Regions from separate parts of the Homo sapiens genome. Here region 2 is linked to region 1. The links are chromatin contacts, found by Hi-C or POLR2A ChIA-PET in ENCODE. All regions are on one chromosome and are shown on one strand. The core of a region is the stretch at or near the end of the contact, and the rest is flanking DNA. Distances in the headings are between cores, read along the strand shown.

The links. A loop is a pair of places that touch in the nucleus more often than their neighbours do. ChIA-PET counts read pairs that join two places held with the same protein, here RNA polymerase II (POLR2A). Pooled maps may share reads with other maps.
Region 2: POLR2A ChIA-PET joins it to region 1 with 11 read pairs in CD4-positive, alpha-beta T cell. The contact joins the promoter of H1-8 here to the enhancer-like site in region 1. A Hi-C loop is called at or near these places in 1 of 168 maps with a recorded cell type or tissue (CD4-positive, alpha-beta memory T cell), 1 of 37 single-sample maps with no recorded cell type and 3 of 50 pooled maps. POLR2A ChIA-PET finds 5 or more read pairs at or near these places in 6 of 52 experiments (BJ, CD4-positive, alpha-beta T cell, CD4-positive, alpha-beta memory T cell and 3 more).

The regions. Positions count from the first base shown.
Region 1 is chr3:129,575,844-129,582,759 of GRCh38, reverse strand. It overlaps PLXND1 (plexin D1), which reads left to right. Exons shown (of 36, transcript NM_015103.3): 9 at 4,327-4,431; 10 at 6,905-6,916. Among named protein-coding and RNA genes, the nearest start is that of PLXND1, 27 kb to the left of the region's middle. RefSeq lists an enhancer at 5,347-6,073. Within about 2 kb of position 5,204, at least 23 of the 41 ENCODE cell types and tissues checked have a DNase peak (open chromatin) inside an H3K27ac peak, as active enhancers do; they include CD4-positive, alpha-beta T cell and OCI-LY7, where a contact is called at or near this core.
Region 2 is chr3:129,540,069-129,546,176 of GRCh38, reverse strand. It overlaps H1-8 (H1.8 linker histone), which reads right to left and starts at 3,002. Exons shown (of 5, transcript NM_153833.3): 1 at 2,871-3,002. The coding sequence starts at 2,958. RefSeq lists an enhancer at 2,962-3,463.

The DNA.
Region 1 (6,916 bases), core at 3,955-6,454:
TAAAAATGGACATGCCACATACCTCGCCCCTGGTTGGTTTCTGAGACTTGTTCACTTTCCAGGTGGCCTCTCACCTTTGCCCAGGAAGCCTCTAAGGCCACCGCAGCCCGTGCCAGGATGGCCAAATGGGATGCCTGGGACCTTGGCTGGGGTGATAAGGCCTAGCCAGGTGGGATGTGCCAGGGTCCTGAGATCACAGCTCGTCCCCTCTCAGACCTGGCGCGTATCAGGGCTGTGGGTGGCTGGGGTAGGGCACCAGCCTTCCTGCAGCTCATCTCTCCAGGCAAAGGCTGGTCCTGCCCATATTCCAGATGGCACAACTGAGATAACCAGCATGGCACCTGGTGCCCTGGCTCCCTGCAGAAGGTCACTGGGGCCCCTTTCTGGGCACACATCCCGGGGAAGCAGCCCCAGCGCCCAGAGCCTCTGCAGCCCCAGCCTTTTTGCACTGAGCTCAGAGAATCTTCTCAGGAATCCCTGAAGCCCTGTCTACCCCGGCAGTTGCTAAGGAGGGGGCCCCATGGCCTCAGCCTGGAATCCCCTGCTCGCTCGCAGTGCGCAGCACCTCCCACCTGAGCCCCATAACTGCTTTGAAGAAGAGCCTGGCAGGGGCCATGCTTAATTCTATTCGAAGAGGGGCTTGGCAGCAGGGGGCTTCCAGCACTGGAGGAGAGCCCAGTGGAGTCGGTGCAGTGAAACCATACGGGAGCCCTGAGCTGCTCCTGGACCCCCAGATTCCACAGTTGGGACCCCACTAGGACTCCTGCTCCTGTCTGGGGACCCCATCTCAATCACGTCTCTTCCTTCCAGCTCCCAGCCCAGGGTTGTGTACACAGCAGGGGCTCGGTTATGGTGGTGGGAAGCATCACACTGGGCAGCAGCCTGCTTCTTGTGCGCTAACCTAGGGGATGCGAGGAGGACCCAGCCTCGTCACAGTCCGTTCAGCATTTATTGAGTGCCTGCTGTATGCCTTAGTCAGTACTGGGCCCTGGGAAAGAACCGAGTTGGACTAGTCCTGCCATCACGAGCCAAGAGCCTCAGGTGTGAGCTGTGGCTGTATGATCTTAGGGAAGCTACTGAATCTCTCTGTGCCTCTGTTTCCCCATCTATAAAATGGGACCTGCCTGAAGGGTTTGGTGGGGATCTGGAATTATGCCCGTAAGATACCAACTCTATACTTGGCACATAGTAGATGCTCACTACAAAGCCACCATGCACCTTGGGAACTGATGGCCACTCTCTGTGGGTGGGCCAGAGTGAGGATTTCAGAGAGAGGATTTCAGAGAGAGGATTTCTCTTGAGAGGGGACCTTCGTGCTGGGTCTTGAGAGATGCATAGGAGCTCACCAGCTGGGAGGGAGTTCCATGGCAGCGTCCTGTCAGATGGCTGTCCCCCAGGTCTGCAGTTCTTCAGGCCAGGAGCTGGGGTGGAGGCACAGAGGAAGCCTGTCTGAGAATTACAGTAACTAGCCGAAGAGGCAGCTCTGCCCCGGGCGTGCAGGAGGCTCTGAACTGATGTTTAATTTGGCATTTAATGAAGTGCCAGTTAGTCGTAGTGGTGCCGTGGTCTCTGTGTGAACAGCAGGCAGCAGGCAGCGGGATCTGCACACCACGTGGCCCCTCGGGAGCCGGGAGAAGTGTCCCTGGGAAGGGAGGTGCTAGGGCCTGAGTCTCCTGTCACGTTCCCATTGTCCCTCATGGTCCCCGCGTGAAAGATGTGCAAAGTGGAGGATGCTGGAAGGAGGGCTTCAGCTTTAGGGGAGGCTGGGAGGAAGGTGGATGTGTGCCCCGTTTGCAGGTGCCTGAGGGATGAGGTAGCTTCCCTGGGGGTGGCTTCCCAAGGACCACTCATAGGTGTAGGTGGTCACTACGGGCCAGTGGAGAGAGTGGGGTGGTAGGAACATGGGGGCAATTGTGGGGGTCCCTGGGGGTACAGAGACGTAGGGAGGGACCAGGTGGATTCAGGGTCCCTGGGTTGTTGAGTGCCTTGATGGTTTGGGACACCAGTTCTTCCCCTGGAGTTTAGGAGAGGCCCTGTGAGAGCCACGAGGACTCCTCCAGCCTCGGTTCTCTAGAATGGGGGTGAGCATCCACCTGGCCACAGGTTACAAGTGGCTAAGGGGAGTGGGGTGGCCCTCGGGGATGGTCACACATCATTCACTGTGGGGGCCCTCTTGTGAGAGCGCCTCCTGCCCTGACTCTCACACCTCAGCCCCACATCAACACCTACCCACCGGGTGGGCTGGGGCCAGGAGGACAGAGGCTGGGCCCCAGCCAGCCGCAAAGCAGACCTGGCAGTGGCTTCGAGGCCTGAGTGGAAACATGGATTCCATGCCCTCGGATTCCGTGGGGTTTACACACAGCACAGGATGGCAGCCTGCGGTCTGCAGGGGGCCCGCCGCTGACTCCGTCTGGGCCCCTCCTTGGTAGGAACACGGAGGCCCGGAGAGGGTCAGTGGCTCGTGTATTCTGGCACAGGGAGCCAGCAGCACCCGGGCCTGGCTATGCTGCTTCTCTTGCCAAGCCCCTGAGGTCTGCACCAGACCCTGTCCCTAGGGGAACTCACCACTCTGGTCTCGTGGTCAGCAAATGGTCTGGACAACTGGAGCCTTCCTGTGTTGCTCATTCCACTGTAGGCAAACTGCTTTGCTTCTGTGTGCCTCAGTTTCCTATTCTGTAAAGTGGGTGTAATGATAGTATCTACCTCCTAGGGTTGTTGGGAGTAGAATTTGGTAAATTAAAAGAGTGCAAAGTGCTCAGAACGGTCCCAGCAGAGGGAGGGCTAGATGAGCTGGTGACTGCCACTGTTATTAGCATTATCGTCATCAGTTCTTGTTGTTGGCATTGGCATCCCCTCGAGGTCCGGTTTTGGGCTGGGGTCCCTGAGGGGAATCAGTCCCTGTCCTGCTCTCATCTGGTGTAGAATAAAGAAGCGTCTCATATTTTGTCCCAAGGCCTTTGGCCTGGCTGGGTGACCTCACGTGGACACACGTGGCCCATGGACGCTTTTGCTTTCTGGCCTGATTCTAACCCAGATCCTTCTGCAACCAGCCTTGGGAAGGAGGGCAGAGTAGGAAGTCCCTGAGCTGAAGGGTGGTTGTAGTCCCCTTGGCATGGGTGTGGCTGCTCCAAGGTCCCCAGTCCTGCCCTGCTCATGGTCCCAGCAGGTCAGATTCGGGAGCAGGAGGAGGCAGGAATGGCTCACTGGGGCCACCAAAGCTGGAGAACACAGGGCAGGTTGGGGGGTCCATACCTCCCAGCTCAGAGCGATCACTAAGGTGGACATGGCGGGAACAGCCCTGCCTCTGGTCTCTGCCCCTCCCCCAGGCCTCAGTTTCTTATTCTGTACAGTGGAGCATGGATCCCAGGAGCCTGGAGACAGCAGTTCCCAACCAGGCCTTGAATCCCTGCAGCGGGGCTAGACCTCTGCATCTTAACACGCGCCCCAGCTCGGAGGACCCCAGAGTCAAGACACCTGGGGCTTCAGGGGCCAGCCCTGTCCTCCGCCCTCAGGCAGCTCACTGCTCTTGGAGGCTCAATCTCCCCTCCCTCCCTTCCATCCTTCATCCCTCCTTCCTTCTTTCCTTCCCTCCCTCCTCCCTCCTTCTTTCGTTCCATGAAGCAGCTGCTCTGCCAGGCCTCAGTGACTCCACCACCAAACAAGAGCCAACCATGTGCTGTCCCCCCATGAGCCCGGGGCCCTTCCTGGGAGTATCTGGGGCTGGCACCTTCACCTAGAGGCTGTGACTTATACCCGGGCTGTGGGGAGGGGTGTCCCCTGGAGACCGGTGGTATCTGGCCCTCTGAAATGTCCTCCTGGTATTCAGAGCCCTCCCTGTGCCTTTCCTATGGGCTGTTTGGAAGCCCAAGGTTTCTCTTTTCTGAATCGCTTAACACGGGTCAGTCAGGAAGCTGGAGTTTCAGCCCTGGGGGCATCTCAGGGAGTGGGTGCAGCCCCCCTGTTCTACTATTGGGAAAGGTGAGGCCCAGAGACAGGGAGGAGCTGGGCCTGGAGTTCAGCCTCCCAGCCTCGTCTGAGGCCAGGGAGCACTCATGGAGGAAATTGGCCCCACCACTGGGCGGGTTATGCCATCTGCCTGTGCCCACCTTCCTCATCTTTAAACAGGGCCAATGCGACCTGCCCATAGGATGGAGGGTGGTGGCGAGTGGGAGGCACGGGGTGGGGCTGGTGGCCGTTAGGACTGAATGACTAGTGTTTTCTCCTCAGGAAGGCAGGACTGAACCAGGCAGGCTGGGGTGCAGTGAGTCCTCCTGCCTCTTCTCTGAAATGCCCCTGTGTCACCCTCTCCTTCTGTTTCCTCTGCAGAGCCCTCAGGACTGCCCCCGGACCCTGCTCTCACCCCTGGCACCCGTGCCTACGGGTGGCTCCCAGAACATCCTGGTGCCTCTGGCCAACACTGCCTTTTTCCAGGTAAGTAGAAGCCAGGCCAGCGCCGGGTGGGGCCAGGAGGAGGCCGGGGAGCACGCAGGCCACTAACTGCCCCCATGTCCTGGTGTGACCCCTGCTCTGGGCCCACTGCAGTGCTTTCGCACCTGTGTGGGCTTTGCTTTTCTTTCTCTGAGTTTCCACCTTCTGCATGAGGAAGCCCCACTCTGACTGCACGGGGCTGCAAGAAGAGGAAGTGGTGAGGGCCAGGCCAAGGGGGACAGCTGGGGGCCAACAGCTGCCAAGGGAAAGCCAGTGCCCCCAGGCTCTCCTGCCCCGTGCCACAGCCGGAGGGTGGACGCTGCCCTATCCTGTCCTCCCTTAGCCTGAGCTGTGACCCTGGACACACCCACCCACCGCCGAGCCCACTGCCCCGTGGGTGGCTTCCATGTCTTCCCTGCAGAATGACCAGAGAACCCCTTGGCCACCCCATTCCCCATTGTCCAGATGGGGAAGATGAGGCCCAGGAAGGAAAAGTAGATGACGCCAGATCACACAACACAGGGCTGGACTTGTGCTTAGCTCTGGACTCCCCAACCAGTGCTCGTCTTTGCAACTAGCCCCGCCCCCACCATCTGGGCTGGGGGTTGGGGACGCAGCTCCTTTCTGGACCCCTCCTGGAGGCGCGTCCTGGGTGGGAAGCGTTGACGAGTCCTGGAGGCGTGCCAGCCACCCCCCTCCCCACCTCCCTGGAACTCGCCATCTGTTACTTCCATGGAGGAGCTGAGGCCCGTGAGAGCTGTCACACGTGGTGGCCACGTGCCGGGCATCTGGGATGTGTCGGGAAGCCTCGTGGCAGGGGCTGGAGCTCTGGGAGGGCTAGGGTGGGGCCTGCCCTCAGCCCTCAAGCCCCACCCTGCAGGAGTTGGGGCAAGCGCCTCCAGGATCAGCCAGGGGGCTGGGTGGGTGGGCAGGATGGCTCTGCCCCTGGGCCGTGGGCGCCTGGGATGGGGAGGTGTGAGCCTGACTTGAGTCCTGCCGATTCTTCCCAGCTGTGTGGTGGGGCAGCCTCCACTCTGACCGAGCTGCAGGGGCGCCTGCCCTCCTGCTCCCCAGGGCCTGCTCCTAGAACACTGAAGTCAGGCCCAGCGGTGGGGGCCTGTTTGCTGAGCCTACACCCTGGGGAGCTCTGGGACGGGCCGGGTGTGCTGTTCTGAGGTGGCTGAGGACTAAGAGGAGGGACCCATCTCCAGCTCAGCATGGCAGGGGACAAAACGGGCTTTTGGCCCCGTCAGCAGCCACTTTCCTGTGTTAGCTTCCGGGCTGGGACCCCAGAAGCAGGGAGGTTGACCTGCATTCTCCTCAGGGTGTCACATCTGCCAGCCACAGGGACATAAACAGGAAGCTCTGCCACGCAGCTGGCTGGGTGCTTGGCGTAATACACAAAACCTGAGTCTGTTTACTCAGCAAATATGTATTGGTGCTGCTCCTGAGAAGGCCAGATGAGCCTGGGGAACTGAGCCTCATGACACAAACATTATTGGATACCTCCTGCATACTAATGATAGCAAGCACATATTAGGCCCCTACCGTGTGCGGCCCCTTGAGGTACACAATCTCCAGTTTTCCCAGCAACCCTATTCCCATTGTCCAGGTAGGAAAACCAAGCCTCAGAGAAGGGGTCAACTTGCATGAGGTCACATAGCTGGGACATGCAGAGGTGGGGTTTGAACCCAGGCCAGGGCTCTTCCAGCTGCTTTCTGCTGCCCTTGGGGGTGGTGTCAGAGCGGCCGAGCCCTGACCGTCCCCGGTTGGCGAGGGGACAGGTAAGCAGCCAGGCAAGAGGCTAAGGGTGATGCCTGGCACACAGGGATGGGGGCAGCTCTAGGAGCTTCGTAGTGCCCCAGCAGACACCTGAATAGTTGCTGCTGAGGGAATGAATGAGGATCAAGTGAGGCACACCCCTTTGATTTGAGGGCAGCATCTGGGAAGGCTTCAGAACAGGGGGCTTTTAAGCTGGATCCTGAAGGCTGTGTTGAGCTTTGCTGGGTGGTAGAAAGGAAGACAGGTGTTCAGGCGAGGGGAGGGCTCAGGCAAAGGCCGGGGCAGGAGAGTCTGGCCGTGTTGGGCGTTGGGGCACGTCTGAGCAGGGCCTGGTAGGGCAGGATGGGAGGTGGGAAGGCTCGAAGAGCAGGGGAACCCCGCTGGGAGTGGAGCCTTAGGAGCTGAATACAAGGCCCCTGGGTTAGATCACTGGGGATGCTGGAGAGGCTTTTAGTGGTGCTGAGCGCATGAGGCCAAAGTTCTTGGCATTCCTGCACTGCTTGCCTCCCTCAAACATTGGACGTGATGGCCAGGAAGGGGATTTTGGGGGACGGGACAGCCCATGCAAAGGCCTGACAGTTCGACCAAGCCCACCTTTCCCAGCAGGAGCCCGTGGTGTCCTGCTGGAGTTAGAGGGCAATGCATGCTGGCTTGGTTCTCCTCAAACCCGCCTCCCACTCCCTGTTTCCCACAGGGTGCAGCCCTG
Region 2 (6,108 bases), core at 1,753-4,252, 34 kb after region 1:
AATGTTTGTATTATTATCATTATTATTATTATTATTATTATTATTATTATTATTGTTATTGTTATTTGACACAGGTCTCACTACATTGCTCAGTTTAGTCTCAAACTCCTGAGTTCAAGCTATCTTCCCACCTCAGTCTCCCAAAGTGCTAGGATTACAAGCATGAGCCACCATGCTCGGCCCTGAAAGTTTTCATAATAAAAAGTTACCAAAAAATTCCACTCTTCGGTATATACCTGAGGGAAATGAAAACGCATGTCCACACAAAAATGTACACATGAATGTTCATAGCAGCACTATTCATGTCGGCCCAAAGATGGAACCAGCCCAAACATCCATGATGAATGATTGACAGATGGATGAACAAAATGTGGTCGCTACCCATCCCGTGGAATATTATCCAGCCATACAAAGGAGTGAAGCCCTGGCTACGACATGGAGGAGCCCTGAAACATGCAAAGTGAAAAAAGGCAGTCAGAAAAAGCCACATACTGTCTGATTCCATTTATATGAAATGTCCAGAATAAGAAGTCCATAGATGCAGAAAGCAGATTGGTGGTTGCCAGGGCTGGGGAGTGGGGGTGGAGAGTGACTGCTAATGGGTACTGGTTTTCTTGAAGTGATGAAAATATTCTAAAATTGATTATAGAGATGGATACACAACTCTGAGTATACCAAAAGCCATTGTACACTTTAAAGGGTGAATTGTATTGTATGGGAATTATTTCTCAATAAGGTGTTATAAAATAGTTGCAAATGAAGTGGGATCAAGGGTGGGGGAAGCATGAGAAGTTGTCAGTCACCATGAAATGCATAAAAGGGATTTAAATATGAAACCGGATTTAAATGTGGTGAATGGAAATGTTGATTTCTGATCAATCTGCAGAATTTAAAGACTTAAATTCTGGGCAATATCGTGAGACCTCGACTCTACGAAAATCTTTAAAAATGAGCAGAGTGTGGTGGTGTGTGCCTATAGGCCTAGCTACTTGGGAGGCTGAGGTGGGAAGATTGCTTGAGCCTGGGAAGTGGAGACTGCAGTGAGCTGAGATCACACCACTGCACTCCAGCCTGGGTGACAAAGCAAGACCCTGTCTCAAAAAAAAAAAAAAAATTGGCTATATTAAAATTTTTTTTCAATAGAAAAAAAAAACCATGAAACTCTAGATCTAGAGCAAAATTATAAAGAGACCTAATCACTTCGACCCCTGTTGGGTCCTGGCCATGACGAGCCCAGTGTGGGAATATTCATTTGGGGGCCAAAGGCGTTGAGCTGGTGTAGTCCTGGGTCACTCCCGGGTTCTCGGGAGTTTCATTCTTCCCTCTAGGCCTCAGTCTTCCCATCCGTACAGTGGGGACGGGGGCCTCTAAGGAGGTCTGAGCCCTCCCAGCTGCAGTGCTACAGGGCTTCCCAAGGGTCTTCGCTTGGCCTGACTTCACGAGCAGCTCCAACCCCTCCTCTGCTTCCCCCAGACCATGTCTGTCCCAGAGAGCCACCCCCAGGAGTCCTCCCTCAGGTCTGTTCCCTCTCATCCCAGCCCCTCATTCGGCAGCTATTCCATGCCTGCTGTATACCAGGATGTCCAGAACAGAGCTCAGCCCCCCAAATCTGCCCCTCCTCTCTCTTCCAGGAATGCCCCATGCCCCCACTGCCCATACCTACCCAACATCCAAGCAAGAACTGGGGGCATTCTGGGCCCTTTCCTCCTCACCACACCCACTCGAGGCCTCCCCATAGGCTTTTCTCTCCATATTCTGGCCTCTCCTCTCCAACTCCCCAGCCCCAGCCTCCTCCCCACTGCCTCTTCCCCACCGCATGCATTCTCCTCGCTGTATCTCACACCCCTCACCTCCCTGCTTGAAACCGTCCATGGCTCCCTGTTCAAGATAAAAGTTGACCTAACTGAAGACCGCCTTGGAGGCCCTCCCACTGCTCCCCTAGCACTGCCCCAGCACTTCCCTCCTTCCCAGAAGGAAGATGCAGCTTCCGAGACAAGCTGCTGGTGCGCTGGCCTCTGGGCCTTAGCCCATGCCGTTTCCTCTGCCTGGGCTGCCTCTCTCCTCCCGGTCATGCAGGCTGCTCTCACTCATCCTTCAAGGCTCAAAATGCACCTTGGTTTGGACACCTCTGACTTCCCAGTTAACTCTGCCCTTTTACTTCTCGGCACCTGGACCCCCTCCCTATCTCCCTAGGTGTCTTGGCAAATAGAACACTTCCCCCGGCTGAGGCACACCCATCCTTCAGGGTCACCTCTTCTAGGAAGCTTTCCCTGACCTCCCAGAGTGGGTTAGAGGACTCCTCTGGGCTCCTCCAGCTCTGGATTACCGCCACTGAAGCACACATCACATTAGCAAACAGCAACAAGCCATGGGCCAGGCTTCCCCATCAGACCGGGAGGTCCTCGAGGGAGTGAACTGGGCCTGGTTTGCCTCGGTGCACCCTCATGTCCAGATAAACCCTGAGGTGTTTTTTGGTTGAAAATCGGAATGCCTAGCCCTGCATAAAATGCTCCTGCCCCAGTCCCTCCAACTAGCTGCCCACAGCTGCAGCCTGGCTACGGGCTACGGTCCCAGCAGGAAACGGGCTCCAGCTGGAAGGCCCTGTGGCTCTTCCCTGAGCGAGGCCGGCCCCAGCCCCCAGGCCCTACCTGGCCTTGCTACCTGTAGATCAGCTCTTCAGCCAAAAGGCAGTTGAGCTCAGCAGCTTGGTGCTGGGTGGGTGCTGGGTGAGTGCTGGGTGAGTGCTGGGTGGGTGCTGGGTAGGTGCTGGGGCCAGGCTGGGAAAGAACGAGAAGCAGGGGTGGAGCATCAAAGGCAACCCAGGGAGTGGGCTCGCAGGGATGAGGGAGGAGCTGCCTCCTCTTGCTCACCTGGCTTTTCAGATTCAGGAGACCTGGATGATCCTGCTGTGGAAGTCGAGGAGGGTGAGATGTCGCTGGTGACGCTCCCAGGAGCCATGAGACCGACAGGTGCAGCCAGCAGACCCCTCACCCGGGTGTGAGGCTGCTGGGCCTGCCCACTAGGCTTATATACCAGCAGCCCACCCCCACCACTCCAATCAGCCCTGATTGGGCTGGGAGTGCTCCAAGCTGCTGACTGGGGCTGGAGGTGTGGAATGGGGCACAGCATCCTGCCTTCTGTAGGGAGCCCCAGCTGGACTACCCACTCCTGTGTAAGCTTGGGGGTGTCGCTTGACTTCTCTGGGTCTCAGTCCCCATGGTGCAATGTTGGGAGCTGAGATGCTTGATCTCGCCTGTGCCCTCTGCCCACCAGGGGCTGGAGATGCTGATGAGGAATTGGGGTCACCTGTGTTGTCAGGGAGGCCGCTGAGGCGGCCCTCTAATCCTACCAGGTGGGCAATGGGCTGCCCCACGCCACTGCTGGCCTCAATTTCTCAAAAAGTAGCAGTTGGAGGCAGCCCAACTGCTACTTTTGCCCAGAGCACATGCCCCTCAATCAGAGTAGCCCCTTCTGAGGCCAGCCAGGCTCTCTGGGCCTATGCCCTCCTTTGGTTTTGTTTTTAAAGAAATAAATCAATAACGGAGGATGCTTCACAAAAGTCTTCATAGATAAGGACAACATCCACTGGGACAATGGACAAAGAATATAAACAGGCAATTCACCAGCCTAAAGGGTGAGGAACAGAAACAGGAAAATGGACACTCAACTTCCTTGGCATTTGAGAAAATTCAAATTGAAACAATGGTGAAATACTACTTTTTCCCATCAAATTGACAGACAAAAAAAAAAAACTTTCCAAGCAAACACCCAAGGCCTGGCTAAATCACACCCTTTCTGCAGAATATTCTGCAGCCATCTAAAATGACAAGGTGGGCTGGTGCGGTGGCTCAGGCCTGTAATCCTAGCACTTTGGGAGGCTGAGGTGGGCGGATCACCTGAGGTCAGGAGTTTGAGACCAGCCTGGCCAACATGGTAAAACTTCATCTCTACTAAAAATACAAAATTAGCTGGGCGTGGTGGTGTGCACCTGTAGTCCCAGCTACTTGGGAGGCTGAGGCAGGAGAATCACTTGAACCTGGGAGCTGGAGACTGCAGTGAACCAGGATCGAGCCATTGCACTCCAGCCTGGGCAACAAGAGCGAAACTGTGTCTCAAAAATAAGTAAATAAAAATAAAATAAAATAATATAATATAATATAAAATGACAAGATGGATTAAAACAAGGATGAGAGGCCAGGCATGGTGGCTCATACCTGTAATCCCAGAACTTCGGGAGGCTGAGGCAGGAGGATCGCTTGAGCCCAGGAGTTCAAGACCAGCCTAGGCAAAAAAGTGAAATCCTGTCTCTACCAAAAAATACAAAAATTAGCTGGGCATGGTGGTGTGCACCTGTAGTCCCAGCTACCTGGGAGGCCGAGGCAGGAGGATTGCTTGAGCCTGGGAGGTCAAGGCTGCAGGGAGCTGTGATCACACCCCTGCACTCCAGCCTGGGCTACAGAGTAAGACCCTGCCCCCCCCAAAAAAAAGGGGGAGGGAAAGAAAAGAAAACAAACAAGAATGAGGCTGTATTTCACACTCAGCAAAATGACAAAGATGTAAGTGTCTATCAATAGTGAGTGACTAGGATTCAAGGAAAGTATAGCTGCTGGGGGGTGGGGAGTGAGCTGGTAGCCGCCTTAGAAAGCAATTCAGCGATGTTTCATACAACTAAGGAGGGACTCACTCCACAACCCACCTATTCCACTCTAGGCGTAGATCTGAGACAAACATATACACTTACGTGCAAAGATGTTTATTTCAATCTTAGCAGAAATTCAAAACAACATAAATGCCCATCAGGTGGAGAGTGAACAAGTAAACTGTGGCCTATTCGCACAGTGGAGTAGTATGCAGTAGTGAAAAGGAGTGAACCAGAATGTATCGGAGAGTACACCCCAACTACTGAGAAGACAAAACTTGCGTGTGTGTGTGTGTGTGTGTGTGTGTGTGTGAAGGCACAATAGTTCTTTTTAATTTTTAAAAAATTTTTTTGTTTTTTTATCTTACCAGTCACAAGCAGTAGAAAAAAGTTCTGAATGGATTCATACCAAGGTAATAGTAGAAGTGGTTACCTCTGAGGAAGGGATGGGTTTTAAACAGCATACATTCTTCTCTAGGTAGTCTCTTTATTGTGGAATTTTCCCAGAGGGCTCTCCATCACCAGAGATCTGGACTCGGGGAGGCTGTGGTCATCAAAGTGTTCTAAAGTGAAGTCAGATTTCACTCCCCCGCTTAGCATCCTGCATGGCTCCCCACTGCCCGTGGGTGAAAGTTCATGCTCTTCAGTCTGACTTAAGGAGCCTCCTCCCCGCTTGAATCCCACAATTCACCCACACTGCGGCTCCTGGAATGGGCCATGTGCTGATATCGGGCCCCTTTTGTCTCCTCTGTGTGTGTTGAATTGATGCAGAACTGCCCCCAATTTTTCACTCCTGCCCATTTGCAATGTAACTTTGCAACCCCTCTCACATTTCTTGTTTGTTTGTTTGTTTTTTGAGACAGGGTTCCACTCTGTCGCCCAGGCTGGAGTGCAGTGGTGCAATCATAGCTCACTGCAGCCTCGACCTTCTGGGCTCAAGTGATCTCCTACTTCAGTCTTCCAAGTGGCTAGGACTCAGGCACATGCCACTATGCCTGGCTAATTAAAAAAAAAATATATATATATATATATATATATATATATATATATATATATATATATATATATACACACACACATACATATATATATGTGTATATATATGTATGTATATATATTAGAAATGGAGTCTTGCCATGTTGCCCAGGCTGGTCTTGAACTCCTGGCCTCAAGTGACCTCCCACCTGGCCTCCCAAAGTGTAGGGATTACAGGCATGAGCCACTGCACCTGGCCCCTCCCACATTTCTTAAGTCTGAGTGGATTCCTTAAATCTTATGACTTGCTTTGACCAATAGCAGAAATGATGGTATGCCAGTCCCATTGCCATGTTAACTAGCTCCTAGCTAGCCTGCCAGATGCTGAGGCCTATGGCCATCACCCCTGTTACCCAGCCATCTGAGGGTCAACCAGCCAGTCCCCAGCCAACCCTCCAGTTGACCACAGATGCTTGAATGAACCCAGCCGAAAT